Linked DNA regions of Homo sapiens: region 2 is linked to region 1. The links are chromatin loops, found by intact Hi-C in ENCODE. Cell type or tissue: GM12878. All regions are shown on one strand. Each heading gives the region's core, and the rest is flanking DNA. Links, peaks and the distances in the headings are about the cores only. Region 1 overlaps LOC105378641 (a long non-coding RNA gene). Region 2 overlaps LOC105378641 (a long non-coding RNA gene).

The links. A loop is a pair of places that touch in the nucleus more often than their neighbours do. Peaks named below come from ENCODE experiments on the same cell type or tissue, not always from the same donor. Only the 100,000 strongest peaks of a DNase experiment are listed, where the experiment ranks them.
Region 2: a loop joins it to region 1, with 3 times the contacts of the local background. A loop is called at or near these places in 6 of 110 quality-filtered maps.

What each region holds. Positions count from the first base shown.
Region 1 is chr1:34,523,273-34,538,928 of GRCh38, reverse strand. The region is part of intron 5 of LOC105378641 (a long non-coding RNA gene); the gene reads left to right. Among named protein-coding and RNA genes, the nearest start is that of MIR552, 140 kb to the left of the region's middle. RefSeq lists an enhancer at 8,221-8,390. In GM12878, for the core only: no CTCF peak of the experiment used is centred there; DNase peaks (open chromatin) are centred at 6,648, 8,198 and 8,518; H3K4me3 peaks cover 1,534 bases; H3K27ac peaks cover 4,247 bases.
Region 2 is chr1:34,583,458-34,599,113 of GRCh38, reverse strand. The region is part of intron 3 of LOC105378641 (a long non-coding RNA gene); the gene reads left to right. Among named protein-coding and RNA genes, the nearest start is that of MIR552, 78 kb to the left of the region's middle. In GM12878, for the core only: a CTCF peak has its summit at 6,685; DNase peaks (open chromatin) are centred at 6,803, 7,173 and 8,643.

The sequences.
Region 1 (15,656 bases), core at 4,663-12,662:
CTTTGCCTTATACTCTTAGGGCAATTTCCAGATTATTTCTAAAATACAATTTTCACCAAATTTTTGTTTCTTTGGGAGAAAGTCTGCCAAGATTTTTACCCTGCCTCTCTGAAAGTTCAGCCCTCCATGACAAATTTTTAAAAGAATAAATAGGACTAGGTTGAGTCTGTTTAGTTTGAATACCACTTAAACCTCCTGACTGTTGAGGTTGCCATTTCCAGAAATGACTAAAAACAAGACATAGACCTTGGCAGTACCAAATTTTAAAGAAGTAAGATTTGGCTGCTGAGTGGCCACATATTTGCCTTTTACTTCTCTGAGAGATCAATCTCATTACTCAGCAACTCAAAATTATGGCAGCAATAAAAGCACAGTTGCATTTGTGTGAAGGACTAACCCAGCTCAGTGCTTTGGATTGCTTATGAGCTCTGTGGGCAAATGCCAAGGCAAGAGTCTGATTAGCAAGAGACCACAGATTTTTTTTTTTTGAATTCTAATTATGTAGTTAAAAGGGAAAGTAGAACTTTGTATAAATAAATAAAGAACTGCCATTCTCAAACTGGGTGATGCTTGTCAGAAGAAGATGTAGTGGTGGGCTGATGTAGGCTGGGGAGGTCTCAGATCCAGAGGTTAGACATGCTTACTGGGCAAAGGTATTTGAATGTGTATTATTAGAAGGCCAAAGGCATCCCACCAGCCAGGCAAGGAGATGCTGGGAGAGAAGAATGATGAGTAGTCTTGGCAGGTGGTCAGCTCCAGGGACATCCAGCTGTTTCCTATTCTTCACAGCCCTAGGAGAATGGAGACTGAGGCATGAGCCAGATCCCATTGTTGATGGGGCACAAAGTCAGAATAGGACCCAGCACCAGGCTGGCAAGGATGAATCATGAACAATAAGCTAGAGGAATCTTCAATTCTCCCAAGTACCTAATGATTGGATCTAGAGCTTGAGGTGAGAGCTGATTAGCTATAGCTATAAGCATTCAAGACCCTTAGTGGAAGAGAATTATATGGAAGAATGCAGCTCTCTTTACTGGACAACTCAGATAATAATAATCATGATAGTAATAGTGGTAGTGTCAGCAGCAGCAAACACTTATATAGCACTTACAATGTGACAGTCTCTCTTCTTGACATATATTTCATCTTTACAAAAAGTAAATCTAGCATCACCTCCATTTTAGAGATGAGAAATCTAGACACAGAAAATATGTAAGCATCAGCATGTACTGGAGCCAGGGTTCAAGTCCAGGTAATCTGGCTTCGTGGTCCATGTCTTAACCCCTGCACACTACCACATCAGATGTCTAGGAATCTATTTTCTCATCCTTAGATAGGAAGAACAATAGATACCTTCTCAGACTGTAGGTGGGAGTAAATGAATGTGGAAGCACATGTAAGCTAAGAATTACAGCCTTTATGCTTGTTGTTGTTTATAATACCCCCAGCCATCCCTCAAATACGATCCCTTTTGCCAGCTTTTTGTAATAATTGAAAATGAGCTGGAGATGGAAGGCTTCACCTCTAGTAATGTTTTATTGCTTAAGATGGGTAGGGCACACAGGTATTCATTGCATTATTCTTTATAGCTTTTTGTATACCTCAAATATTTCATAATAAGCTAAAAAACCAAAATGAGTATATGCCAGGGTGGGGTAAGGAGAGTGGCATCAGAATACATAACCCTAGCATGGTCTTAATGCCAACTTTGTTGACTTGACACTATGGCTCTTGGGCCACTCTAGTTTTCTAGACACCATCTGGAAACATCTGGAAAGAAAACAAACATTTCAGGCAGGGAGATTTTTACACTGGGAAAAGGGAGCCGAGAAGGAGAGGACAGAAAAGTAAGAGAAAAACTAGCCAGAGTATTATGTGCTAGAAAAAGCCGAGGGAAGAGGGCAGAGAAAGGCTTTCAAGAGGCTGAGCACGACGAGAAGCAGGGAAAGGCCACTTAATGAAGCAAGTAGAAAGCCCCTAGTGATCTTCCAGAGAGCAGCTTCAGAGTCTGTCAATAATTCACCTCTTTCTACAGTAGGATTGATATATTTTATCCACAGATAATTGATATATTTTATATATGTTATATATATAAATATACATCCACAGATAATTTACATATAATATAATATATAAAATATATTATTCAATTGGTTCAGTAAAGGATAGATCCCAAGGAAAAATTGGCACCAAGGATAAAAGAGGAACTATTAATAAAACATGATCATAACAAAATTTAGCTTAGCCTCTTGGAATTCCAGGCAAAAAGTGAAATACAGAAGCTGTAAAGCTCAGATAATTAGAATGAAAGCCACAAGCCTGTTCCTCAAGATATGCATTTTTTCCCCATCTAGAGTTGGCCTTTGATACCTCAGGATGCTTGAAAGTAGAAAAGGGTAGTTTAAATTGCCCTTAAAAAAGGGAACCCCTCCAAAAATGGATCAAAGTTAGAATGCATCTTAAAAAATAAAATATTATTAAAATAAGTTTATTTTATTTCACACTTAAAATTGAAGTTGTATATGTAACTATCTGCCCACTCTTTGGATGAATAGGGTGAACCAACTGCTGAATTTTTTTGGTAGAATTTTTCCAACAAAAGTATATAATAGAATGAAATAACATTCTCAAATTCATGTTTGACTTTGGCAGCATGATCATAAAAAGGGTGTTTTTTTTTCCAAAACTCTTTGAACACTCTATCAATTTTCTCAAGAGCGTCTCTTATTCCTTTGATATTCAAACCATTCTCTTTCAAAGTCTTCACAGTATCATCGCCCTTGCTGTTTTCTCCTCTTGAGTTGTTAACTGCTCGAACTCTCCCAAATACTGATTTGTCAAAGCCTTTGCATGTGACGCCAGCAGTCCTTCCCCTTCACTTTCATAGATTTTATGAAATCCTGCCCCCCCATTTTTTGGCGATATTTTCAATTATACTTTTGCAATCAACTTGCATTGTATTCCCAGGGTATTGATCATCTGTCAACCAGTGAGACACTGAGCAATGAAGACGTTGATGGGACAGGAAGGAATAGACCCTAGTGGGAGTGTGGGAGGGATGTGAAAGACTGAGGACTCATGTCCTAAGTGGCGACCTCTGCTGCCCTAGATGACCTAGTCATGGCAGGGGTTCAGGTAATGAATGCCTAAATAAGAGCAACCCCTGTACTAAACTCTTAAAGTGTTTCTCACATGGCTCCTTACAAAGATGACCACCAAGGTAAAGAAGCAGTAAACAGGCCGGGCACAGTGGCTCATGCCTGTAATCCCAGCACTTTGGGAGGCCAAGGAGGGTGGACCACGAGGTCAGGAGTTTGAGACCAACCTGACCAACATGGTGAAACCCCCGTCTCTACTAAAAATACAAAAGTTAGCCAGGTGTGGTGGTGCACGCCTGTAGTCCCAGCTATTTGGGGGGCTGAGGCAGGGGAATTGCTTGAACCGGAGAGGCGGAGGTTGCAGTGAGCTGAGATTGCACCACTGCACTCCAGCCTAGGCAACAGAGCAAGACTCTGTCTCCAGAAAAAAAAAAAAAAGCAGTAAACAATATCAATATGCTTAACAGCAGGTGTACAGCAAAATTGGTGCACATTTTATATGGCTGTTTCTCATCACCACTGCTGAAAAAAGTTGGGGCAGAATGTCCAAACACAGTTTAGTGGAGGTGATTCTGTGAGGGGCTGACCTTAATATGGTCCAACATGTAGTCTCCCTGTATTAGTTATCTACTGCTGTGTAACAAATGACTCCCAACTTATCGACTTAAAACAACAGACATTTATTATCTCATAGTTTCTGTGGGTCAGAAATCCAGGAGCAGTTTAGCTGCAGGTCAGCCAGGGCTGCAGTCATCTGAACATTGCCTAAGTCTGGAGGATTTATTTCCAAGCTCATTCATGTGTCAGTTGGCAGAAAGTTTTAGTTCTTGCTATGTGGGTCTTACCCTAGGGCTTCTGATGACATGACTTCCTCCAGATGGAGTGATCCAAGGGAGAGAGAGGGGAAGCAACCAAGACAGAAGACAGTGACTTTTATAACTTGACCTTAGAAGTGACATACCATCATTTCAGCAGTATTCTATCAGTCACCTGGTACAATGTGGGAGGTGACTGCAGAAGGGTGTGAATTCCAGGAGGTGATAGTCATCTTTGGTGGGAGGCAATCTTGGAAACTGACTACTGCACTGCCCCTGGGTTGATTGGCCATGAGGTAGAGACAGTTTTAATATTGGAGCAAATAACTGGGAAGAGGCAAGAGGTTGAGAGAAGGGGAAAGGGAGGGAATACATGGAAAGAACTCATGGAGTAAGGGGTGTGGAGGCTGCGGCAGGGCTGCCCCAGACAGTTGGGCTAGTTGCGCACTGCACTATTTTAGGAGGTTCCATTTACACAGACAATATATTAGGTGCCCTGAGTGAAGACAAGCACAGCATCTTCCTGGCAGAAATTTGACATGGAAAGGGCTTCACTATATTCACTTCTTCATCATACAGAAATGACCCAGATGTTTCTGGAAGCTGGGTTTGTGGAGCTCATTCTTTGTGTTGGTCAGGTGGGAGGTGGCCACTTACAGTGAGGGGGTCTAACTGGCATCTGTGAACTCTTGGCTCTGGTGTGATGCTCCTTTCTTCTGCTGAAGGAGCCAATGGAAGTGAGTATTATGGGGGTGTCACAGGAAATCTGGCTGCACTTGGGGACGGCAACATGACTCGCTAAGGAGGAATAGTGAGGCAGAGCTGCTGCTTCTCTTTTTAGCGTCTGCAGTTCCATTTACACCTCTGTCAAAAAGAGTTGACAGAGACACGATGACTCTGGAATGAAGCCCCAGAGAATATCAAGCCAGAGACGGGAAGCCAGAGAATATCAAGTTATATTTCTGTAACCATCAATGACTTGCTGTATTGCTCTGTGTGACGGGCTGAAATGTGTCCCCCCAAGATTCATATGTTGAAGTCCTAACCCCAGTGTCTCAGAACGTGACTTTATTTGGAGACAAAGGCTTTAGAGAGGCAATAAGGTAAAATGAGGTCATTAGAGTGGGTCCTAATCCAATATCACTGGTTTCCCTGTAAGAGGAGATTAGGATGCAGACACCTATGGAGGGAAGACTTTGTGAGGACACAGGGAGAAGACAGTCATCTGGAAGCCAAGAAGAGGGGGGCCTCAGTAGAAACCAATCATACCAACACCTTGATCTTGGACTTCTGGGCTCCAGAATTGTGAGAAAATAAATTTCTATCGTTTAAGCCACTCATCCTATAGTACTCTTATGGCAGCCCAGCAAACTATTATACCCTGGACAAGTCTTTACCCTCTATGTGTTCTGGTCTTGCAGTGCTTACGGAGATGGTACCTCATTGGTATGGTGTGTGCACATAATGGATATCATGATGAATATTGCACATATGGCTGCTGCTAACACACGTGGTGCTTTTGTGTAAATTAAAAAAAGATGCCCTGGCCGGACGCGGTGGCTCACACCTGTAATCCCAGCACTTTGGGAGGCCGAGGCGGGTGGATCATGAGGTCAGGAGATGGAGACCATCCTGGCTAACACAGTGAAACCCCGTCTCTACTAAAAAAAACAAAAACAAAACAAAAAAATTAGCTGGGTATGGTGGCGGGCGCCTGTAGTCCCAGCTACTCAGGAGGCTGAGGCAGGAGAATGGTGTGAACTCGGGAGGCGGAGCTTGCAGTGAGCCAAGATCTCGCCACTGCACTCCAGCCTGAGCGACAGAGCAAGTCTCCGTCTCCAAAAAAAAAAAAAAAAAAAAAAAAAAGAAAGAAAGATGCCCTTCTCCCAGGTGGCTGCAGTTTTGCCCTGGTATGCTTGGCTTGGTGAGGTAAGCATGGGCTAGATTCCAGTGCTCCTTGCCCCTAGACTAGGCACGCTTTTGCTGGGCACAACCTGCATGTCCTCACATGGTGACTGTGCCAATGCAAGGAGCTCTGGATGCCCAGGAAAGAGGGTGGGACACTAGCTCTGACTGGAGCAGCCATTCATGCCACTGTTCTCAAGGAGAAAGGCTGAGATGACATCCCTTTCTCCTCATTGCCCTTTCCTAGAACAAACTCAGTGAAAAACTTCAGCAAATGATGCATTAAACTTTTAAATTTACAGCACACTTAGCAAGTCTACTATACCTTACTAAGATAACACACCAAAAGGTTGGAGAGAGCTCCTTTTAAACATTTTATGAATTCATGGCTCTGTACTCACTGCCTCATTCTCATTCTCAACTACTGATACTTACAAACCCAGAAATTTACATATTCATGTATATAGAAATACCACCTAGCTCTATATATAAATACATTTTAATATCACTTTGAGGAAATTTGTAGACCTGGCTACCTTGCCACAGGTTAATGAATATTTGTTTAGATGAAACTGGCTCTTCCTTGCCAAATTTCCTCCTCCTAAGCCAAAAGCTCAGGAGATGCCATAATTCTCTTCCCTTTACATGGCACCATCAAGGTAGCTCAGGAGAGCTGGAGAAGCTCAGGAAGTGGAGTCAAGCAGCCTGAACTGGGAGTTGGTGTGGTCATGGGTGGCTGGGGCAAAGTGCTAAGATAGATCTGTGCCCTTCTCCCCGAGACTTTCTGTAGCTGAGGGTGCTGCTTATGGCTTACAGCTGCTGACACCTGCAGCTCTGTTCCTGGGACTTTCCCCAGAACTACGGGAGGCCACTTTGCAAGTACTGGAGGAGCAATAACCCCTGGGAGCAGCCTTCAACCAATGATTGGTGGGGCTTGTATATAAAACACCCCTGCATCTCTGCTGGGTGTGTGTACCTGTGATCGTTTTGAGGCATGTGTTTTACAGCATTTTCCAGAGTTTCCTCATGGGATTATGCAGCGGTCCCTCACTGTGGGAGCTGGCTTAATAACACACAAATGTTGGTTGCTTGCCTTTTCCTGTGTCACTTTCTCATTCCTCTACTGGTGTTTCTGGGGCCTCTCAAAATAAATTATTAGTACTTAAATTCTGTCTCAGGGTTGGCTTCTGGGAGAATCTAAACTCTATCCCCCTCCATATTATAAAAGACTCTGCTTCAAACTTTAGATAGAGTCAGCTAATTGCTCTGACCCAAAGAGCCTGGCCAGAGGGTCCCTGCTGCTAATTTGCTGCTGTAGGGTACATTTATGGCTCACAGCCTGAAACACATCCTGTGTGTTTTACCTACTATGTCTGTAATATCCTATGGACTGGATATTATTATCCCATTTATAAATTCTTGAGGTTAATAGAGGAGTCAAGTTTAGGAAGTGGAGGGATGGAAAAGCAATTCACAGCCATTGCATACCTATTAAAATCTAGATCAAGCTTATCCAACCTGCAGCCCAGGACAGCTTTGAATGTGGCCCAAAATAAATTCATAAACTTTCTTAGAACATTATGAAATTTTTTTTTGCATTTTTTTTTTAGCTCATCAGCTATCATTAGTGTTGGTGTATTTTATGGTGGCCCAAGACAATTCTTCTTTCAATGTAGCCCAGGGAAGCCAAAAGATTGGACACGCCTGCTCTAGGTGCTTTATATACTTAAAATAAAAACTTAATTTTGAAAGAATAGGAAAGTTGCAAAAATAGGATAAAGCATTTTTGTGTATTTCTTACCTCACTTTCATCTTACAAAAACACATCGTTGGTGTACATACATTTATTTCCTAGCTCTGTCTGATGAAAGCAATGATGCTACAAGCAATGACACCTCAGTAGCAATAAGCATGTCCAGCACCCCAATCTTGGTCTCTAAACAACGTTCTCCATTAAACGGAACCAGGGTTCCTAGGGGAAATAGCTGATTCCAGGGCTGAGAATGGAAAATACAAGATGAGCTTGGAATATCTGGAGGCTTGTCAAAAGAACAGAGGAGCCAGCCTGCTGGAGCTCCTAATGGCTGAAGCTGAAATAACTTGAGAAGCAAAATAATAATGTTGGTATTGGACTTTAAGCCAGATAATAAGCACATACACTAAAATTTTAGACTTTTTACAACCCCATGAATAGATATTATTATCCTCATTTTATAAATTCTTGAGGTAATGGAGGAGTCAAGATTCAAATCTAGGTTCAAATAGGAACAAAGCTCCACTGTGCAACACGACGTCCCCGTTGTGGGAGGGCAAAGAGTCTCTTCAGGCATTAAAGCTTTCACTTCTGCTTTGAGTTGAGCAACATGCAAACCTTTACCCATGCGAGAGTGGGTTCTATTTTCTTTCTCCACCTTTCCATCTTTCCAGCAAACCTTTAATTCCTACTGTCCTCACACTGACCTCACAGAGTCACTCTTTTGTTTACTCTACCAGCTTAAATCAGAGGTCACTTGGCAAGAGTTTTACAATAATCCCCCTTTTTAAAGTCTACTGATGTTCCAGTTGTTTTAGAGCAACTCTTCCATTCTCATCTATAACTCAGATACAGTCTCAGGTCCTATCTGGGGAATTCTAGGGGATGGGAGGGAGTTAAAATAAGAAGTAGAGAGGGCAGTGGGGTGGAAACTTGACATCCCATTCTTAATCACCGCTCTGTGCCTTGATGCCTTCCTGATAGCATGTGTACTGATTCCTTATTTGTTCACATTTCCTGGGGGGTGGTGAAGAGAGCTAAATACTCCCACACGACTATAAAAATAACGAAGGTGATGAATGGCCCCAAACAGCAAGGAAGGGAAGAAAAGCATTCCTTTCCCGCTTTTCCTGGGCTGTAGATAAATCACATCTGTCGTGGCTGGGGCTGTGGAGCTCTAGCTGTGATGTGGTTGGGGTGGCTAGCTGCCAGACCCTCCTCCCCTTCCAGCAAGGAGGCTGACTCTGCTGGCTAATTTCGAAAAGAAAAAAGGAAGCAGGGGTCCGTTCCTCTTAATAGCTCAAGGCCCCGAGTCTCTGGGGCCTCAGGGCCTTCACCTCCACACTGGTGCTGCTTCCTTGTGGACAGCAGAGCCAACCTGTGTGCTCAGGGCATGCCTGTCCTTTGCTGCACCTGCAGCTGACTGCTTAGATGGGTTGAATGCAGACTGGCCCAGAGGCAGAGGGATGCGTGAGATAACCTCTGACAGGCTCCTTCCTGTCACAAGTTTGGATCACAAGATGGGTTTGGAGTTCTGACCCAGAATCAGTCAGTGATAAAGCTTTGCCATTTTAGAACTATAAAGGGAAGTGGTGGGCCAAAACCTGGGAGTCACCCTTGACTCTTCCTTCCTTCCCATTTCCTACGTCCCATAGGATTCCCTATCTTAACAATTTGATCTCTTTAACATCTTCTGCTTGTGCCTCTCTCTTCCCAGGGCCCTTGCCTTAAGGCAGCCCCCTCCTCTCTGCCTGAATTGATGTCAGGACTTTCTGGTGGTCTCCTGTCTCCACTCACATCCTCTCTAGTTTACATTCTACAAACAGCCAGAGCAAGCACTCATCTCAGTACACATCTCCCCCAGTTAAAACCTTTCTATGGCTCCCGTTGTCATGAAGAAAAAAATCCACATTCAACTGCATGGTGTGCACGGTCTTGCATGACCAGGCCCCTGCTTCTCTCTCCCCGTTTGTCTCTCATTGCTCTTCAGCAACTCTGATCTCTGAGACAGCTGAATCTCCCTATGAGTCCCTAAATAAGACTTGCTTTTTCTTGCCTTCAGTAGGTGCTCGAACATGTTCCTATTTATTGTGAGAGCTTCAGCTGCAGCGTTACTTCCTCTAGGAAGCGTTTCTAAGGCTAGCTTAAAGAGGTCTTCCTCTGCTGTCACAAGGAAGCCTCCTGACATTATCCATCTTGCAATCTCATCAGACTCCTTAATAATAAGGTTCGTCCAGACGCTATTCTAGCACATGAGCTGACTAATTGAATGCTCATACCCATCTTCTGTTTAGCATCTTCGTTTTACAGATGATGACGCTGAGGTACAAAGCAGTTCAGTGACTTTCCCAAGGTTTCAGAACTTGTATGTGACAAAGTCAGGCTTGAGCTTAGCCCATGCTCTTGACCACTATGCTGTACCATGTGTGTTAAGTGACTAGCAGAGAGGATTGCTTTGTTACATTTATGTAGTTTTCCTTTGAGCAGCTGGGATGAGCTCCTGGAGCTGTAAACAGAATTTCTAGAGTTGCATCTGCACTGGAAGGCCTTCCAGATTGGCAAGTTATATCCTGAGCATGGACCACCTGCTTTTATAGATAAAGTTTTAATGGGACACAACTACATCTGTTCATTTACACATTATCTGTGGCTGCTCTGGTGCTACAAAGGCAGAGATGAATGGTGACAGAGAACTTATGGCTTGCAAAGCTTAAAATATTTACCATTTGGCCCTTTAAGAAAAGCTTTGTAGACCCCTGTCAGACAACCCCATATGCTTAGTAAATGGCTGAGCTGGGATGGGGACAGAAACCTTTCAGGCTCCAGATTCCAGAACTTCCAAATTCTGCACACCAACTTCCAAGGCATCTCCCTGCAGCCAGGTGCTGGGACAGGTTACACAAAGTAGCCACAGGAATATGAAAGGTAGGAACAAGGACCATACATACCTTGAGCTCTGTCAGCTGCGTTCCTCCTTCTTCCCTACTCACCTCTCTGTGTTGTCCCCTTCCTACTCAGTGTCTGATGTCTTAGCTGAGGCTGTTGGTCTGCAGCACTCGTGGGCCTCTGCATCAGAGTCTCCATCCCCTTGTGAAGCCCAGTTCCTCCTAGAACAGCTGGGCAGCCTCCTTTTTCCTGGTGCCAGCTCGCTCCCTCTAGGCAGGTGCCAAGAATTGAAGTCCAGATCTCCTCCAGCCTACTTCCTCCTCTGGGCCCCGTCACTCCACACTGGAGAGCCACAGATGGAGTTGGTTATAAAAGTGCATCAATAAATGGAATTGGGGACTGGGTGCAGTGGTTCATGCCTGTGATCCCAGCACTTTGGGAGGTTGAGGTGGGCAGATCACCTGAGGTCAGGAGTTCACGACCAGCCTGGTCAACATGGTGAAACCTCATCTCTAAAATATAAAAATTACCTCCTGGGCATGGTGGCAGACACCTGTAGTCTCAGCTACTTGTTGAGATTGATGCAGGAGAATCACTTGAATCTGGGAGGCAGAGGTTGCAGTGAGCCGAGATCGCACCACCGCATGCAGACTGGGAGAGAGAGCAAGATTCCATCTCCAAATAAAATAAAGTAAAATAAAGTGAAATAAAATAAAACAAAAGGAACTGGGGAAAGAGAAAATTCCTGGCATAGAGAAGAGCTTGTGGGTGTGTGTGTGTGTGCATGTGCGCACACATGCATGCACAGGAGTGTGTGTCTAGGGGCACGCAGAAAGGTGGGAGTGGAAGGAGGGCTTTGCGGAGAGAGAGAGAGGGCAAAGGCCCCAGGAAGGGAGGATTGTGTGGGGCTGTCAGAAGAAGTTTGATTTAAAATCAATTTTCTGGCCAAGAAGAATCACTCTTGCCAGGGTGAAATATAATGTAAAATAGGAAAGAAAGGCAAGCTTGGGCTCTGCCACGATGTGCCTCTAGCCTTCCTGCTTATGAAGCAAATAAATCACCTTCTCCATAAGGCAGCCAGTCCAGCTGTGTTATCATAGCAGGGGCAGATGCAAGGTGCAATTGGCTTTGGTCACCAGACTGGAGACGTCAGACTCAAGAAGGATAAGGCCCACGAGGGCGGCCCTGGCCCTGCATGTGAGTGGCCTTAGCATCAAACTGTCTTAGATACCAGACTCACTGTGAACTCATCCTTTGGGCTTTAATTCTGATATTAGAATTATTCTGATTGCCAATGACAGAAACCCAATTCGATTTCGTTTAGGTTACTAGTGGCTCTTGTAACCTATTTGGCAAATGCTGAAGTTACCAAATCTCAGGCCTGGCAGGGGCTCAGACACCCCAATAACCTCTGTCTCTCTGGAATGTCAACTGAATTCTGCCAGGTGGGCTTTCTCCATCAGCTACTCCTGACAAATCCTGGGAGTCATCGCTAGAGATAAATACTCTATTTCCTTGGTTTTAATTGGAGAAATCCCAGGGGGGGACTCTGATTGCCCTAGCTTGACTCATGCCCTCTTCTGGTCTCACTGAAATGAAACGGTTGGGGTTGAGAGAGGGAAATGATCCCCAAAGAAATGGGCGTGTGGTTACCAGAAGAAGGAAGGGCCTGGACACACCAACTGCGGATGTCCACCACAGTGCCTGATCCTGCCTTCTGCCTCTGCCGCCCCAGCTTCCCAGCACCAAAGTCCTGCCCTTAAATCTTAAAAGTGTTGTCTACACTTCCTGCCCCCGCATCCCTCTCTCCTCTGCCCCTTGCAGTCTGACTTCTACCCCACCGTGCCATAGAGAATCTCCCTCGAAGGATCTGACCAGAGGAATCGTTAGAGAAAGCACACGGTCTCATCTCATTCTGTTGGTCTCTCTGTGTGTATGGTTATTAGCTGCCTGTAGCTGTGGGACAGTCTCTTCCCATCCTTCTTGTACCTGGGAAACGTGCTTTCCACCGACCTCTTGGACTGTTCCTTCTCAGGTTCCTTCTCTGGGTTTTCTTCTTTAGCCCATCCCATAGTTACAGGATTCTCCCAAAGTGCTGCCCTCTTTCTGTCTTCATCTCAGCACTCACCTTTAGTGATTTTTAATTACCCTCAGGGCTACATTAATAGAGGTTTAGTAGCTAGAGAAAGGGAGTTCATGTTTCTGCTCTGTAGGCAGACCCTGTCTCTGGTAATGGTCTTCAATCTGGACAGGGTGTTTTTAAAGGAGCGATGAAAGACTGGTATGTGTTCACAGGGTTATAACTAGAGTGGTAAGAAGACTCAATACTGGGTCATATGGGGAAAAAGGTAGCGATTGGCAATACTTAACCTGGCCAAAAGAAGCACGAGAGGGCTGCTTCTAGGGTTGTCAGCTTCATGGGTGGGGTGGGGTGGGTCTTAGAGCATTGCCAGAAATTCCAGGGCAGCTAATGTCATCTCTGTGTCCTTGGGGCTCATCCAACCTTCAGCATCAGAATTAGGGCTTCACATAGACTAATTCTGCACCAGCTCTCTAGCTGGGCTGTTCTGAGTGAGAGAGGAATACCCCCTCTCCCCATCCTGGGAAGCAGGTTTGCAGAGATGGGCAGATATGATTTACAACACTCTGGAGGGGTGGTAGTCCGGGCGGGGGGGTTGGCTTTCTAATACTTACAGGTCCTCTGATTCTCAAGTCACTGAGACTCTCTGGCTTAGAGATGAGATTTTACGGGAGGCAGGGTTCCTCTCATTCCTAAACGACATTGGGTGGAATCAGTGAGCCCCTCCTCCCCTGGGTCACCTGGGGCTTATTCTGTGTTCAATCTCATCCTCCACCCAAGCCTCGGGGGGCCTTATTTCTCTGTTTATTTAACTGTTCAAATAATATCTATTATTGTTATTATTATCTATTATTATTATAGCCTACCTGCTACAGGCCATGCAGTGTTCTAGGTGCTAGGAACACGCTGTATGTAATAATTAGAATAACAACACATACAATAATAATAATAGCAGCATGCATAGAGTGCCTGTTATGTGCTAGGAACATCAAGGTAAACAAGTCACACAAGGTCTCTGCTCTCATGGAGCTTAAATTCCAGCAGAAGAGATAAACACTAGCAGGTAAAGACACTTTCATCTTAATAATTGCTGTGATGAGAATAAATTGGGTAATGAGAGGAGATGGGATGGAGATTAGGGATGCAGACAGAGATCATTTAGAAAGGGTGTTCAGGGAAGTCCCTGTAGAGAAAGGGTTTAACTGAGACCTACAGGATGAGGAGAACCCTGCAAAGAGATGGAAAAAAAAAATGTTCTAAGTGAGAAACAAGGACCTGGACTGCAAGTGCAAAGGCCCCAAGAAGAGGGCAGGTTTGGCTTGTTTGCAGAACAGAAAGAGGCCAGAGTGGCAGAAGCTAGTGAGTAGAAGGGTGGTGTGCAGTGAGGTCACAGATATGGGGATGGAACAATGCAGAGTTGGGAAGGCTGTGCAAAGGAATTAGGACTTGCACATGGAGATGATATGATCAGTCATGCATTTTTACAAGACCATGTTTGCCTGGAGGATGGCCAGACAGTGGATGGGGAAGAAAGGTGAGGATGGAGCCCAAGTTTTGGGTAAAAGGCCATGGCAACAATGCAGGAGGGAAGAGATGGCTGCCTGGACTGGGGAGGTAGAGGGAGAGATGGGCAAAAGTGGACTGGGGTATATTTTAGAGAGAAAGCCACAGATCTTTTTATGGATTAAATGGAGAGAAGAGAAAGAGAAGAATAAAAAATGAATCTATGGCTTGGGGCCTGAGCAATGGGGTGCATGGTGGTAGCATTACCAAAACAGGGGTTCTTGGGGTGGAGGAGGTTGAGATATGGGAAAGTGAGGGGTCAGAGGTAGGCTTTGGCTCATGGTGCCACCACCCCAACACTGGTCATCAGTAATCAGGGCTAATGGCTGCTACTCAGAGAGACTCTGAAGCCAGCTCTGTGATCCAACCAGGATAATTCCAAAGCTGTCCTGGGGCCTTGGACACATTTCCAGCAGGATAGAGTCCAAGGTCCTTCTTGTCACTCAAATCCCGTGAGATCTGGCCCCTGCTCTCCTCACCACTCCATTGGCTCTCATTCTCCCCAAGTACTCGATAGCATAGCCAGACCTAAGGGAGCCTCCCAACTTCTACGCTCTGTCCAACACATTTTTGAGTGCCTACCATGTACTGTATTGGGCGCAGAAGACATAGAGAAAAAAATAACATGGCCCTGGACCTAAAGAGCTTATTTTCTGGGGTAGATAAATAATTATTATAGAAGAGCATGGTGAGGAGATGGCAGAGGCACCCTCAGGACTTTGTTGAGAGAAAGAAGAGAGACAATGGCCCAGGTTGGGGCAGTCTGTACAATCTGCTTCCTCTTCCTGATCATGTTCAAGAGCTGCTTCTGAGAAGCCAATCTTGACCTCTCCAGGAGACTGCACACTCCTCCCTTCCTCCTCCCTCCTCAGGCTTTCCTGAGTATGACCCCCCACGACAGTGCCTGGGTTGTACTTCATCTGTTTCTCCATATGTCATTCCTACTGGTCTTAAGCTCCTCCAGAGCAGGGCCCCCGCTATTTCTCTCAGCATCTTCAGGGGCCTGGCCATGACCTGCCACAGGTTCCAAGTCTGGTTTTTGCCCTCCCCCCTACCCATTGCCCTGCAGTGGAAGATGGAGACTCCCACTTGGCTATTGAAGAAAAGACTATTTCATGGCTGTCAACCTACGCTTCCTGCCTGGAAGACGTCTTGGCTTCTTCAGCCTGATAGGAGGCTGCTCCTCCTGCCTCTGGCTGCCAGAAAAGCTCAGCCTGCTTTAAGGAGGGACCAGACTTTCCACTGAGGCCAATACATGGGAAATGTAATACACAGGAGTTGAAAATGTCTACATACACAGAAAACATTCAAAGACATAGTATCCAGAAAGCATGATGGTTTTAAACTTGTTTTCATTTTTTTGGTTAGGAGTTTAACCTAAGTCTGTGTGTACTGGGGACAGGGGGCAGCACAAACCACTTCAAGCTTAACTTAATTCTTCCTAATTTGTCACCCATCCCACCTATTTACTTGGGGCCCTTCTCATCCTTAAGGGGAGTCATACACAGTGTGGATGGGTGCAGAGGGGATGTGGGAGGCAGCATCCTGAGAGTTAC
Region 2 (15,656 bases), core at 2,962-10,961, 62 kb before region 1:
GCAGCTCTGGGGAAGCAAGGGCTCCAGGCTGTTGTCATGGGATTGGTGACTGAGATAGAGTGGAGGTGAAAGTTGGGGCTGGCCTGAAAGCCTCAGCTGCTAACTATTAATGCCATATTCCCTATTCAACCCCTTCAGGGCAGCCTGGGCAACTGGAGCCACAGAGGAACAGCAAGAGGAGGGCTGTGCTTTCACATTGGACCCTTATAGAGGGCCTTGGCAGGCTCCCCTTCTCTCCCCAGCCATTTTCTGGGCTTGAATTCAGCATTCAGTCGCTCTCCTCATTAGAAAGAGTGGCTCTGTGGGTCTGCAGGATCACTCAATACAGTAAGTGAGCCAACCCCAGGGGTTCTTTCAGGTAACTAGTACTTAAGCCCGCCATTAGCCACCATTAGGGATGCCTTTACTGCTTAATGATCACCAGCTACAGGGCTTGGTGGGGCTGGACAGATGGAGAGCAGGGAGGAGCTTCCCCACAAAGAGGCCATTCCAATGTTCTTCTCCTGAGACCCCAGAATTGAGGCTGCTCTGCCCTCCAGGCACAGGATTAGTTACAGATCACTGGCCTGTCTTGGTTAGAATAGGTAGAAATCTATATTTGATGAGTCTATGGGAAGAAGGAAGGGGATGCTAGGAGAAGCTAAGGCTCCTGTTTCTTTCTGATGGGTGGGATCTAAGGGTATTTGTGCTCTCTCTCTCTCCCTCCCTCTGTATGTGTGTGTTCGTGTGTGTGTGTGTGTGTGTGTATGTATTTTGGGGAACCTGTTCTCCGCTCTGAGGGGGTCTGGGATTCAGGGTTAGATATCCCACTTTATATAATAGAAATTTCCCCAGGATCCACTAGTCCATGGGTATCAATGAAATCATGGGTAACAGAAATGGCTCAAATTTCACTGTCTTGTGTCCCCACCTTACCACCCTCTGAAAAATCTCGCAGTTTCCCAAGAATCCCTGGGACGTCTCTGGCACTTCTGGACACATATGCTGCTGTTTCAGTGAGCACCAAGTTGCCCTCTAGGGGGTGCTGCTGCTCCACTGGGCATGGCCCTGCAGACATCATTGCTGCTCTGCAGGTGCTGGGAACTCCGGGCACTGTTGCTGCTCTGCTGGGCACTGCAGCCTCTCCCTCTGCACTCCTGGGCAACCCTTTGAGCTCTGCTGCTGGTCTGCCAGGCCCAGAAGTGTCCACCAGTCACCACTATTGCCCCACTGTTGCTTCACTGGGCTCTGTTATTGCTGCCATCTCTCAAGGGACACAGTTCAGGGGGCCAAAGCTGAATAGTGGTCTGTTGTAGGTGGAGAAGAAGGGAGGAAGCCTCTCGCCTCTTGTGCTGCACTATCTTGGAGCCATCCCAAACTTCTATAAAGTTGGATGACACAGGCCCTCCTGTCTTTTTTTTTTTTTTTTGAAACAGAGTCTCGCTGTTGCCCAGGCTGGAGTGCAGTGGCGCGATCTCGGCTCACTGCAGGCTCTGCCGCCCCCGGGTTCACGCCATTCTCCTGCCTCAGCCTCCTGAGTAGCTGGGACTACAGGCGTCCGCCACCTTGCCTGGCTAATTTTTTGTATTTTTAGTAGAGACAGGGTTTCACCGTGTTAACCAGGATGGTCTCGATCTCCTGACCTCGTGATCTGCCCGCCTCGGCCTCCCAAAGCCTCCTGTCTTTACTTAGGTATTTTATTGTTCAGCAAATATTCATTTTCTCTCCCCAAACCTCTAGGAGAGAAATGTACTTCCCAACCATTAATGCTGAGCTTGGCCGCGTGACTTGCTTGGGCTAATGGGACATTAGCAGTTACAAAGCAAGCAAAAGCTTGGAATGTGCTTGCGCAGTTGGACTTGCTGCCTTCTTGGGCCTTTGCCATTGCTGGGAGAAGAACATGCCCTCCAGATCGAGAAACCTGGGGAACAAAGCCAGATACAGCAGGCCTATGGCTTGAGGCAGAGCCTCCCCAGTAGACCTGCAGATGCCAGAGTAGGGAGTAAATGCTGACTGTTGTATGCCACCAAGTTTTGGATGGTTTGTTATGCAGCATTATTGAGGCCATAGTTGACTGAGGTAAGCTCACTCCACTCTAAGATCCAGACGCGTGTCTATGGAAATAGACTAAGATGAGTTGGACTTAAGCCATCAGGTAGTAATGAGAAATTTCCTTTCATTGATTAAACTATCCAGCTGGGTCAGGTTATTTGAGTTTGATCCCTCCTTTACTTAGGATAAATTCTCTCAAAAGGCTCTCAGGTCTCATGCAAATGAGCTTCACAAGGGCCATCTATCTGAGTGTATTAGTCCCTTTTCATGCTGCTGATAAAGACATATCCGAGCCTGGGAAGAAAAAGAGGTTTAATTGGAATTACAGTTCCACATGGCTGGGGAGGCCTCAGAATCATGGCAGGGGTGAGAGGTATTTCCTACATTGTGGCAACAAGAGAAAAAATGAGGAAGAAGCAAAAGCAGAAACCCCTGATAAACCCATCAGATCTCATGAGACTTATTCACTATCACGACAGTAGCACAGGAAAGACCGGCCCCCATGATTCAATTACCTCCCCTTGGGTCCCTCCCACAACACTGAGACATGTGTAGACTCAAGCTGTATATTTCTCTGTTTGCAAACTTATGTTTATTAATTTTTATAAACACTCCAGAGCAGGGGTTGGCAAATTCTTTCTGTAAAGGTCCAGATCATAAATACTTTTGGTGTTGAGGACCATACGGTTTCAGTCACAACTACTCCACTCTGCCACTGTAGCTCAAAAGCTGACATAGACAATACTTAAATAAATAGACATGGATGTGTTTCAATAAAACTTTATTTACAGATACCTAGAGCCTGTTGACCGCTGCTCCGTGGCAAAAGCATTTTAGCTCTTCCTGCTACCAACACATGGCGGTAGCAATTGTGACTGGTTATCACCTGATTTGTTGGGGAATGTTTGCACTGTTTGTGTTACACTGAAGCTATTTTACAAATGTTGTTATCGTCATGACCAACAATAAGTGGAGAAGTGGAGAAGTGGCGAGTGAGCTTATTGAAAATGCTGGTTAGAAGAGACATATGGTTATGATGGAATCCAAAGTGGAATAATAATTTCAAAAATTGAAAGTGGTGAGAAAATGGATGTTGTAAGTGAAATGGGATACTTTTTTTTTTTTTTACAGTGTCATGATTGTGAAGGATAGAGAGTAAATCAAGCAACATGTAAAAAAATGCTGCACCCATGCTATTGACAATAATCAGCAAAACATAATGAGAAGCAATTGCCAAAAATCAAAAAAGGAGAAAAACTTTTGAGTGTATGGCTAGAGAGTAGAAGTATCAGTGGAGCCTCATTAGCCTAATATGAGTTCAGGAAAGGGTAGGAGTCTGTTTGAGAACTTAAAGGCCACGGTGAACTGTTGCTTGTTGCAAGCCATAAATGGTTTTTCAGGCTCAGGGCCCCTAAAGTCTATACAAGGTCAAAGAGATGTTGACACTGTAGCTGCTAAGACTTTCTCTGTAGAGAGCTTTAAGGAGGAGATTTACTTGCCTTAACAGATTTTAAAAGTGGGAGATATAGGGCTGTTTTGGAAAAAAACACATCAGAGCAAAACATATTATGTGAAGCATCAACTCACTCGTCTATCTAGTGGAAATGGGCCTGGGGATTACAAGCTTAACCTTCATGAGGTTCTTTGCAGTTGCAAACAAGCAGACTTACAAACAGCTGTTTGGAACTGAACTTGTTAACACACACACATGCGTGCACACACACATACCCATAAAACAAGGTAGTAAAATGAAGGGTAAAATCTGTTGCTTTGCAGAGCACAATATAGTCATAATTCACTTAATGACATTTTGGTCAATGTTGGATCACGTGTCCCAAAAGATGATAATACTATCTTTTTACTGTACCTTTGCTATGTTTACTTGCCATTGTGTTACAGTTGCCTGCAGTATTCAGTGCACTAACATGTTGTGCAGGTTTTAGCCTGGGAGCAACAGGTTATACCATATAGCCTGGGTGTGTAGTAGGCTATATCATCTAGGTTTGTGTAAATATTCTCTGTGATGTCTGCACAACAACGAAATTGCCCAAATGACCCGTCTCTCAAATGTATCCTGGTCTTAAGTGATGCATAACTTACTCAGTTTGGATGGGGGGATGGCGGGGAGGTTCTCAGCTCAGCTGCTCCCTCCTCACTCAGGGGCACGTGGGCTTAAGGAGATGGTTTGCAGGTGAAACACAGTGGTACAGTGGAATGAGTATGGGTTTTAGAGCCAGGCAGCTTTGGTTGGTGTCTGAATGTTGTCTATACTAATCATATAATCCTGGTTGCTACTGTGAGAAGCTTTCTACCTCCCTCAAAGGAAATGGAGGAGAAATGTATCCTTGGGAAAAAGGGGGGTGGATACCTCTGCTATGGAGACAGAGAGGGTAGTTATAGCACTGACCAAAAGGGGAATAATCAAGGCATTATAGCAACTTGTTAGCTTATAGGTTGATATGATAAGTAAAGGATCTGGGGAGAGGGGAAATATTGATCAAAGGGTACAAAGTTTCATTTAGGAGGAGTAAGTTCTCTGATCTATTGTACAGCATGATGGCTAGAGTTAATAATAATATGTATTTCAAAATTGCTAAAAGACTGGATTTCAAGTGTTCTCACCACAAAGAAATAATGAGTATGTGAAGGGATGGATATGTTAATTAGCCTGATTTGATAATTTCACAATATATACATGCATTGAAACATCATGTTGTACCCTAGAAATAGAAACAATTATTATTTGTCAATTTAAAAAGTGAGCTGAAAAACAAATTAATACAAGGGCAAATCCAAAGAACTGTAGTGGGGAAAGGAGTGAAAGGAGGGATTAGGGTGATTCTCACCAGAGGAGCGAGAGGTGACCTGGCTGTGGCCCTCCTTTCTTTGAGGTCCAGCATGAAGAGAGGGTGGTGGTGACTTGGGGGATGGAGCAGTCTACTTCTGGTATCTCAGGCTCAACGAGCTGTGTTAGTTAAGGTTCTCTTGGATGCAAGTAATAGAAACCAATTGGAAGTAGCTTAAGGTATATTATATTTGATTTATTAGAAATATGTTCTAGTGTCTCATGGAATTCAAAGAAACAATTGAATAACCTAGCTGAGGGAGGAACTTAGCAGTAGGAGTTCATAGACTTCCTTCCCTCTAGGGCAAAGCTTCTTTAACTTCAGTAGCATCAGAATCACCAGGAGGACTCCTGGGCCCCACCTCTAGCAGGAATTTGCTTTTTTTTTTTTTTTTTTTTTTTTTTTGAGACAGAGTCTTGCTCTGTCGCCAGGCCGAAGTGCAGTTGATCTCGGCTCACTGCAACCTCCAACTCATGGGTTCAAGTGATTCTCCTGCCTTGGCTTCCTGAGTAGCTGGGACTACAGGCACGTGCCACCATGCCCAGCTAATATTTGTATTTTTAGTAGAGATGGGGTTTCACCTTGCTGGCCAAGATGGTCTTGATCTCTTGACCTCGTGATCCACCCGCCTCGGCCTCCCAAAGTGCTGGGGTTACAGGCATGAGACACCATGCCCTGCCTAGGAATTTGCATTTCTAACACATTCCCAGGTGATACTGCTGCTGCTGCTCCTGCTGCTGCTGCTGCTGCTCTTCCTGCTGCTGCTGCTGCTCCTGCTGTTAGTTGGCCCAAGAGCACTGCTAATAGCGTGGCTCAGTGATCAGCTCCCAGCCCTGTCCCTTGGTTCAAATGACTTGGGCCATCCTGGTCAAGTGTTCTTCTCTGGTCCAATCATTTATGGCCAGGGGATGGAGTTACAGGGTGTAGACACAGCTGCCTGAGGGCCACCCCCAGTGTGTCATGAACACTTCAGAGAAAAGAAGGGCTTGGTGGATACAACAGAAGGTGTCTGCGATTCCACTCCTCACAAATGCTGCATTCAGGAATCCGAGTCTTGAACGCTGAAGTTCATTCTGTAGGGTTTGTCTTTGAGCTGCCACTCTGTCCCTTGGGATTCTCTCCACCAAGATTAGCCTTCAAGTGAGACACTGCCTTCCTGGCTCTTTGCTTTCTAGTCCCTTTAAACAAGTAAGTAGGGCATTTACATTTTAGTAGTAATCCCTACTGGAAAATCTAGAGGAGATAATACATCTAACTAACTTGTGAGAAGTTACACAAGTTTTGAAATGTTCTAAATCCCTTATAGTAGTAGGGTTGAAGACTCTTGGTTCTCCTCTGAGTGGGTAGCCTGGCTATATCATTGCTGTCCTCTGCCAGGAAGATCTCTCTTCTTAGCAGTAGGTCTGCCTTTGCTACCAGGGCAGAGACACAGAAGCTTTATTCTCTCAGTGGTTTATTATAATACATCTTTGGGGACAGCCCTAGAGTGATCCCCACTGGGCATTTCCCCAGGAAACAAAATCCTGAGGAGGGAACTGCAGATGCCTGGATTCCTGCCTTTTCTGTTTACTTACAACATCTTTATTTATTTCTTGGAGGACAACAAGCTTTCGAAAAAAAACAAATAAATAAACTAAACCCTAGTTGTGTTTGGAGCAGAAAGAACAAGGGAGGTATTGCCTGCCACTGTGGAGGGAAAACACACAGGAAAATAGAGAGAAAGCAGACTTATGCTGCCATTTAGCAAAGTATTTTCTGCCAGAGAAATGGATACTCAGAGTGGTGAGGGCACACGAAGCTTCGGCAGGGGGAGCCCGTCCTAAGTAGAGAGGCTAAAACAGAGTGCAGAATCACTGACACAGGACTGGGAAAGATCTTCAAGGATGACTTCCCTCTATAACCTCTCCACCAGGTAGTTATCCAGCTTTTGCTTGAACCTTTCCAGTGACAGGGAGCTCACCACCTGTAAAGTCAGCCTACTCTTTCTTGGGGTGGTTCTGACACTTAGAAAGTTGTTCCATGTAGTGGTCTGTCATTTCTCCAGGCTGACAATGACAAGTTTACCAGGTCCCTTTGTGGTTGGGTTATTGCACTAGCCTTGAGCTGAAACTGTGGAAAGTATGAGAATCAGGCACCAAATCAGAATCCCAATTCAGAAAAGGAATTAGATTTTGCCTGAGACCCTTCATATCTAAAGCAATACAAAGATTAAATGTGAGTGGTACTGAAACTTGTAGTGATAAGGCCCCTTGTGGAGGAGGAATGGAACAGGCTGAGTCATTCCAGTCTCTTCTCTTCTGTCCTGAACAGTTCAGCTCTCCCCCAAACTTGCACAGCCCACTGAGCAATACAAAAGGACTGCAGTGAACCAGACTGAGCCTCCTTACAAGGCAGCAGGCCACCTATTATTTCTTAAGCATGTGCTTTGAGGCTTTACCTCCACAACTGGCTTAGCAGAGTCTTCTTTTCCAAGCACAGAGAGAATATTCTCCCTGAGAAGAGTTCTGTGAATATAATTTTCTCCATATCATTGCATATATAATAATATCTCTATGTCTCTAATGCATTGGGCTAGATTTGATTAATCCATTCCTTTTTTTTTTTTTTTGATGGAGTCTTGCACTGTCGCCCAGGCTGGAGTGCAGTGGCACGACCTTGGCTCACTGCAACCTCTGCCTCCCGGGTTCAAGCTATTCTCCTGCCTCAGCCTCCTGAGTAGCTAGGATTACAGGCACCCACCATCATGCCTGGCTAACTTTTTGTATTTTTAGTAGAAATGGGGTTTCACTATGTTGGCCAGGCTGGTCTCGAACTCCTGACCTTGTGATAGTCTGCCTCGGCCTTCCAAAATGCTGGGATTACAAGCTTGAGCCACCGCGCCCGGCCTCCATCCCCCCTTTTATTCACTCTTCCCTACTCTTTCCTAGGATGAAGTCTCTGGTGTTAGTTTTGGCCTCAAGCTCTGTTTTCTAAGGAACCTGGGTATGTTCCATTTCTTTTCTTTCTTTCTTTTTTATTTTTGAGACAGAGTCTCCCTCTGTCATCCAGGCTGGAGTACAATGGCACCATCTTAGTTCACTGCAAACTCTGCCTCCTGAGTTCAAGCGATTCTCCGGCCTCATCCTCCCAAGTAGCTGAGATTACAGGCACACGCCACCAGGCCCAGCTAATTTTTTCTTTTTTTTTTTGTAGAGATGGGGTTTCACCATGTTGGCCAGGCTGGTCTCGAACTCCTGACCTTAGGTAATCTGCCCGCCTTGGCCTTCCAAAGTGCTGGGATTACAGGTGTGAGCCACTGGGCCCGGCCCCATTTCTTCAATCGTTGTATTCCCAGTGTCTGGCCCAAGTGCTAGGAAATAATAGGCACTCAGTGTACTCTTGTGACTATGATCCTTTTTTGGTATTGAGGGGTCAAATCAATATTTCAAGACCCATTCTGGAGGCTGCCAGGGTCTGGACAGAAAAGCAGCAGCAGGTGCTCTCTGGGAGGGAAAGGGGTAAAATGGAGCTCAGAATTCCCGATTAAGGCACGTTTCAAAAAGGAGACCTGCTTCTAACCTTCAGGTGTCTCCTCCCAACCCCCACCAGGCCAACCCTGTGAAGGGGGATTGAGTAGTTTACAGTGTCCTTGCTTGCTCCCTTCTCCTTAGCCTGGAGAAGGCTTCCCAGAACCTGTTCACCTGAGACAGCCACTCAGCCTCACAGCACGAACAAAGGGCTGTCTGGGCCTTGGCTCTCAGCCAAGGATGCCTTCTAGGTGTTGTCATGGCAATGTCGGAGTCAGGGGTTGCTCACCACAACTCTGCTTTGATTGTAAAAAGTAAATTCCTTCTTCCTTTTCCCTGAAGTGTCAGGTGAAACCTTTCCTGCTGTGAGATGAGGGTGGGGGAGGCCCCCCTGTTGGAGCAGGTGCCTGGATGTGAGTCATCTCTGAACCAGCCTGCCTGGACTCCCAGGGAGTGAGGTACTCAGAAAGCATCGTATGTCAGAGTCAGGGAACTGGAGATCACACAGCGGACCAATCAGCTCCTTGTCCAGACTGGAGACAATTCAAATGGTCAGTGCCTGCAACCAAGGACATCTCTGATACTGGGGTGACTTAGGAACTTATAGGATCAGCTTGTCTGTTCTGGGCTGGTGAGGATTGGTTTGGGAGTTCACTGGGTGCCCTTTGTTAACAATGAGAATGACAACAACAGTTGCTAGCCCTTGTATAATGCTTACCATGTACCAGGCGCTGATCCAAGGAACATGGTAAGGAGCTTGGATTGGCTTCAGTGGGGCATGTCAAATGCCCAGCACAACACCTGGCATATAGAAGTGTTCAATAAATAGAGCTGCTATTGTCATTATCAGATGTTGTCATTATCAGACTCTGATCCCACCTACGCCTTCTCTAGTAGGTCTGTTTGACTGCTGAGGTCATTTCAAGGTAGCTGGAGGTCACCTTGCCCGCTTGGATTTAGGATGTAATTGCCAATCTGAAGGATCAAACTACACATTACATTTCCTTATTCCTAGTTCCCCAGAGCCCTGCTCTGGCCCCAGCTAACCCTGTTCTCTTCTGTGGGAGTTCTAATGCGTTCCTAAGGGTTCAATGTCCACAGACCCTCTGGCTGGACCCCTGTTCTAGTGATCAGTTTGGCAAGGATCCAACTTAAAGAAATCCCCAGGTTGTATTTGTGTCCTGCCGCCAGGCTCAGCATAATGGCCATGACAGTTGAAGTAAGCAATTGGCCAATTTTCTTCAGGAACGTTTGAAATAAAAAGCAGTTTGTCTGAGTGGAGGGAATTGTGAGAGCCCCAAATGGAATTGCTTAAATTTATTGCTGGAGAGTTTTTACATATTGAGCCAAAGGCATATCTTTTTGCACTTGGTCTTGAGTTTTCGGGAGTGCTGCACTGCCTTGGAGATGGAGAGGTCTGGGCTGGCTCCAGAGTTGGCCTGTAGGAAGATCCATCCCATCCCCAGACCTTCCACGAGCAGTCTTAGGTCTGCCCCATCCTGTGGGAAAGATTTGAATGCCAGGATGGGAAACACTCCAGGCTTTTTCAGTGGAAAGTGAAAAGTGGTACCTGCATCTCAAAATAGGACGTTGACCAAGACTTATCATCCGTAGCATCAGCCATGATCTTTAGCTGCTGAGCGGATCAGAGGCTGCAGCAGATACGACTTTTCAGGTGGGTCTTTCAGCCATTTAGTGGATGAGCACAGCAGGCAGGAAATGTGGGGGCTGCCAGGAAAGAGCCCCTGCCGCAGTTTTTCTGGTTGGGACAGACACAATTTTGACCTCAAGTTCTAGAAGGCACTGGGGACTTCAACACAAGTCAACACTAGAATAAGATGGAAATTATTTGCAGGAACAGCAGGGAAATGTAGTCAAAGGAGGTAGGCCAGGTTATTATCAGACCAGAGATCTGGTCTGACTTGGCAGTAATTCACTGTGTGACCATGGGCAAGCCACTTTTCTTAGGACCTCAGTTTCCCTATATGTAAAATGAGGTAGTTAGAATAATTTGAGGCCCTGCCCAGCTCCAACATACTGTGATCTGTCTCCTTATGGATCATACCCCAAAACCTTCCCTCTCTTTACCTGTCTCTCTCTCCAAATATGACTTACATATTTTATTTTTTTAAAAAATGTAAATATTTATTTATTTATTTGAGACAGGGTCTGTGTCACCTAGGCTGGAGTGCAGTGGCACAATCTTGGCTCATTGTAAACTCTGCCTTCTGGGTTCAAGTGATTCTCCAGTCTCAGCCTCCCCAGTAGCTGGGACCACAGGCATGCACCACCATTTTTTGTATGCTTTTGTAGAGATGGGGTTTTACTATGTTGCCCAGGCTGGTCTTGAACTCCTGAGCACATGTCATACACCTGCCTCAGCCTCCCAAAATGCTGGGATTACAGCTGTGAGCCACCACACCCAGCCTGACTTACATATTTTATACACATTGAAGACGCCTCATGCAATACTGACCTCAGTGCATTTAGATATACTGACAGGAGGCATCCTGGTGCAGGGAAAATAGTGTTGTCCCAGGAGTCAGCCGATCTGGTTCAAGTCCTGGCTCTGCCTCTCATGCTCTGTGACCTTGAACAAGTTACTTACCCTTTCTGACCCTCAGTCTCTTTCTCTAAGCCTAGGAATAATGTTGTGGGGATGAAATAAGACAGTGTCATAAATCATCAAGGATTAAGCTGGGCAAACATACGTGCTCACTCAGCATGAATTTCCTTCCTCTTCCCATGCTCAGACCCATGTAAGCTGCATCACCTACAGTACTGCTGGATGAGGGAGGACCCCGCTTTGATCTTATGCATGAGTTTGTACTCTAAAGGGGAAGTGTTATCTTTCATGTTATCCTCTAAGCAGCTGGAATGAAAGATTCTTGGACCAAATGATAGGTATTCTTGGAAGTGCTACTTTGATAAATGGCTTGAGCTGGGGATTGGGTGAGACTCCTGGGATTATCCTTAAGTAAAATAGATTGTAGCAAAACTGCCTTCTAAAGAAGGTAGGTCCTATTAATTGCAGAACTTTTGCTGAGCAAAGAGATTGAATGAGGGATGTGAATCTAGGAAAGGGGCTGAATTACTCTGAGCTATAGAGGAGAGGGACACTGGTGGATCTAGAGGAAAGAAAAAGAGCCAAGTGATGGCACAAGAGAGAAGGGGCTTTGAGGAAAAGTTGGAAGCATTTAAGGGCGATTTTTAAAAAGCAGCAGGCCTACTCACATCATTACACATACACAGAGATTTACCCTGTATCAGAGATGTTACAGAGAGACACAAGTATGCCCACATACAGACATGGTGCTGTCTATAGGCATGTAAATAAATCTCTATGTGTGTATGTGTGTGTGAGACAGAGAGAGCGAGCGAGCACATGCCCATGTGCGCACATGCTCTCTGGCACTGGAGACAGCTGTGCTCTAAGCCTTATGGACACTAGTCTATCTGTATTTAGTCTGTATTAAGCCTTCTCCCTTTACCTCCTCCCATGCCATGAGGCCTGGCTGGGGTCAGAACTGCTCTGTTCGTAGAAGTGGTGTTCAGAACCCTGCACTGGCTTACCAGACTGAGCAGGATGGTGGGGTACCTGGAGAAAGTGACGTTTCTCACTCTCTCGCATTTGGTGGCCCAAATAATAACATATTTTTTTTTGCTTGTAAAAGTAATATGCTCACTCACTACTATGTGCCAGGTGCTGTACTAAGCACTGGGAATATACTAATGAGCAAAGGAAGCATGGACCTGACCTTTCTGCCCTCATGTAGGATAAGGGGATGAACCCAGGCCTTGAGGACCTAAAAGAAACTCAGGAGTGCTTGGAGTGTAGACAAGGAGAGGGAGTGCAACAGTGGATGAGTCTGGAAATGGACACAGGCCAGATCACAAGGGGTTGTAAAATATGTTCAAAGATTTGAACTTGATCTTCAGGGCCACAGGGAGCCATTGAAGAGTTTTTAGCTTTGCTTTCTAGAAAGATCACTTTGGCTTCACTGTGCATGCTGAGTCCTTTCCTTAGAGCCAGAGTCCTTTACAGCCTCTATGATGAAAGGCAGCAAAGTCCAGCCAGGACCCAAGATCACGGGCTTGGGTGAGGCCTGGCCATACACCATGGGCTGGATTCTCTCCTTCCAGTCACCCCAATTCATGTGCACAGGCTGAGGCTTCATGGTGGCAACATACAGTCAATCATTTTCAGATATTTGACTTTAAATAACACTTACTGAGTGTCTAAAATTTGCCCCTTTGGATTGCATCATTTCATGCTCACATTAGCCTTACAAAGCATGTAGAACAACTTTCATGTTAGAGGAAGAGACAAGGGGCTAACGTTTGCTGTGGAGTCCTATCCATATTCCAGGTATGGAACTAGGGGCTGACCTTACTTAATCCCATCTGAACATCTATGATATTAGGGCTGTTATCTTCATTTTAAGATAAAGAAGTTAACAACACAGGTGAAGCAGTTTATCCAAGAACCTCAAGTAAGTGGTGCAACTGGGAATTTTTTCCCCAAGTTCTTGAGCTGCAAGTCAAGTTCATTTTGCTAGGTTATTTCCTGAAAACTTAACAAAAAAGTCTTCTCTTGCCTAGCAGAGTCATCCTCAGTCTTGTGTGCTGCTTGGGAAAGACACGATGGAGTGAAGACAAGGGCGACTGCAGAGGCTCAGGGCATCCTTGGGCTGGCAGACTGAGAGGGTGAGCTTGCTGCAGCTCCCTGGGGATGGCACGGATTCCCACATCCTCCTACTGCCCCACCAGAAATGTAATTCAGGGCTGAAGAAGGCAGGGGTCAAGGGCTTTGCTGTACACCAGTTCACATGCTCAGTTATCACATGAGTTAAGCCTCTCAGGGTCAGCCAGTTGTGGGAAAAGAGTCAGGCAGGGATAAATGGCAGGAGGTAGCACAGTGTGGGATCATAAGTTTTGAAGTCAGAGCTCTCTGGGTTTAAATGCAAGCTCTGCTATTTAGGAGCCATGGAAACTTTGCTCTATACCAAGTTACTTTGAGGAAGCTTCTTTGCCTGTGTGACTTTGGGCAAGCCTGTTTGTACCTCCGTTTGCTCATCTGTAAAATGGAGATTATAACACTTCTTACCCCTCTGAATTTTTGTGTGGATGAATAAAATAATGCAAGGCATTAACCCAGCACCTGCATGTTCTGAGTTCACAATAACTGCTACCTATAATTGGCAGCCATTGACTAATGAGCCAAATCTAAGATGAGAATTAAACTCTTGGCATAGAGTTTGGGTGGTGGTGGTATGTGTTAAATGGCAAAATTTTTTTGTTTGTTTGTTTGTTTGGAGATGGAGTCTTGCTCTGTTGCCCAGGCTGGAGTGCAATGGTGTGATCTCGGCTCACTGCAACCTCCACTTCCCGGGTTCAAGCAATTCTCATACCTCAGCCTCCTAAGTAGCTTGGATTACAGGCACCCACCATCATGCCCAGCTAATTTTTGTATTTTTATAGAGATGGGGTTTCACCGTGTTGGCCAGGCTGGTCTTGAACTCCTGACCTCAGGTGATCCACCTGCCTCGGCCTCCCAAGGTGCTGGGATTACCAGTGTGAGCCACTGTGCCCAGCCCAAATGGCAAAATGTTTTAAGAGTACCCAGCATAGTGATGACCCCCAGCACAGTACCTAAGGGGTGCCCAATCCTCGTGTCTGTCCTGGTTTCCCTCTTCCTGGGTCTGTGGAAGAGAAATCAGCAGATGTTTTCAGTGGCTGCAAATATTTACTAGAAATCTTCAAGGTTGGTCCTTTGCTTTGTCAATCCTTGAGGGAGTAGCTTGGATTGTGTTTGCCGCCACACACCTCCTGTCTGTCTGCACGCTGGACTGCCAGGAGAGCTATGAAATAATAAAGTTATTCCTCTCCCCAGATGGCAATCCCCCACATTACTTCACTTTATCTATTACACACGTCTTTTGAGCAGCTTTTTCCCTGCCCTGATCACAAAGGGTAATGAGGGGTGAGGCTTGCTCTTGCTGTAATTCCAATGCAGAGCTGTACTCCAGTTAGATTTCCAAGTCACTTCAGCAACTTGGGACTTTTGAGTCCTGCTAGGAATCATGAGGTGGGAATTAGGGAGCTTCTCATTGCCTTGGTGACCACATTCCACCCTGTTCCCAAAGGTGGCAACAAGGTAATTAGAGCCCTTCACTCAGTGCACACTTATCAAGTCAGGGAGCCTCGTGGTTTGGAGATTAATTACTTTCTACTCAAGGCAAGTCCCTTTTTGGTTGCCAGGAACAGACTTTGACCTTCATATCTTTCTTTATTTTTCATCCCATTTTCCTCCTTCTTTTCACAGCAAAACTCCTCACGAGTCACCTGTACTTCCTCTACTCTCTTTCTCTCGTGGCTCACTTCAGTCCCGGAGTCTCCACTGAAACAGCGTTTGTCAAGGTCACCGATGAGCTGTGTGTTGTTACATCCCATGGCCAGTCTCAGAGGCTGGTGGTTCTCAGCAGCACTTGCTCCTGCTGAGCACACCTCTGTCTTGAAACACTTTCTTGGCTTGGCTTCTGGGTCATCAGTCCCTCTTGCTTTTCTATTTCATTGGTGTCCCCTTTTCAGGCTCTTCTGGATTCATCTCATCCTCACAACCTCAGAGATCTCTTCTCATTTCTTTCTTTTTTTTTTTTTTTTGAAGAATAATGTAGATTTTGTTGCAGATTTTTACCTGGAATATGACATAGAAGACTTCTACAAATCCTTCTTAGATGCCTCTTATGCTCATGTTTTTCAACAGAAAGTGAATGTTTGGCTCTCTCATGCTCCCTCCTAGTGCCTGATCATGTACCCTTAGCTCCATTCATTTCTTCATCACTTTCATCAACCACCCTCCCAAGAGCATATTCCTAGTCCCCCTAAGAAATGCTGTTTATCTTCAACTCCCTTTGTTACACTTACTCCCTACCTGGGTTACATAAATACACTCAAGCCTCCTTCACAGACTTCCCAGCGTGCTGGATCCCTCACTTTCTCATCATTACAGATCAGCCTCAGCGTTCATTTCATATCATGCTGAAACCTGCATGGAACACCTCTCTCATCTGAAACTATAGTTTAAAGAAGATTAGGATTTTAAAGCAAGCTCAACATCAGATGATCGCCCCTGGCAATTAATATATGGGCAAGCTGAGACCCTGAGAGAGGAGCGTGTTAGATGCCCCAGAACACTGTTGTTAGCAATACCATGCTAGGAAGAGGAGGAGCTTCATGTGAGTTGAGTATAGTCCACTGCATGCTTCCTTCC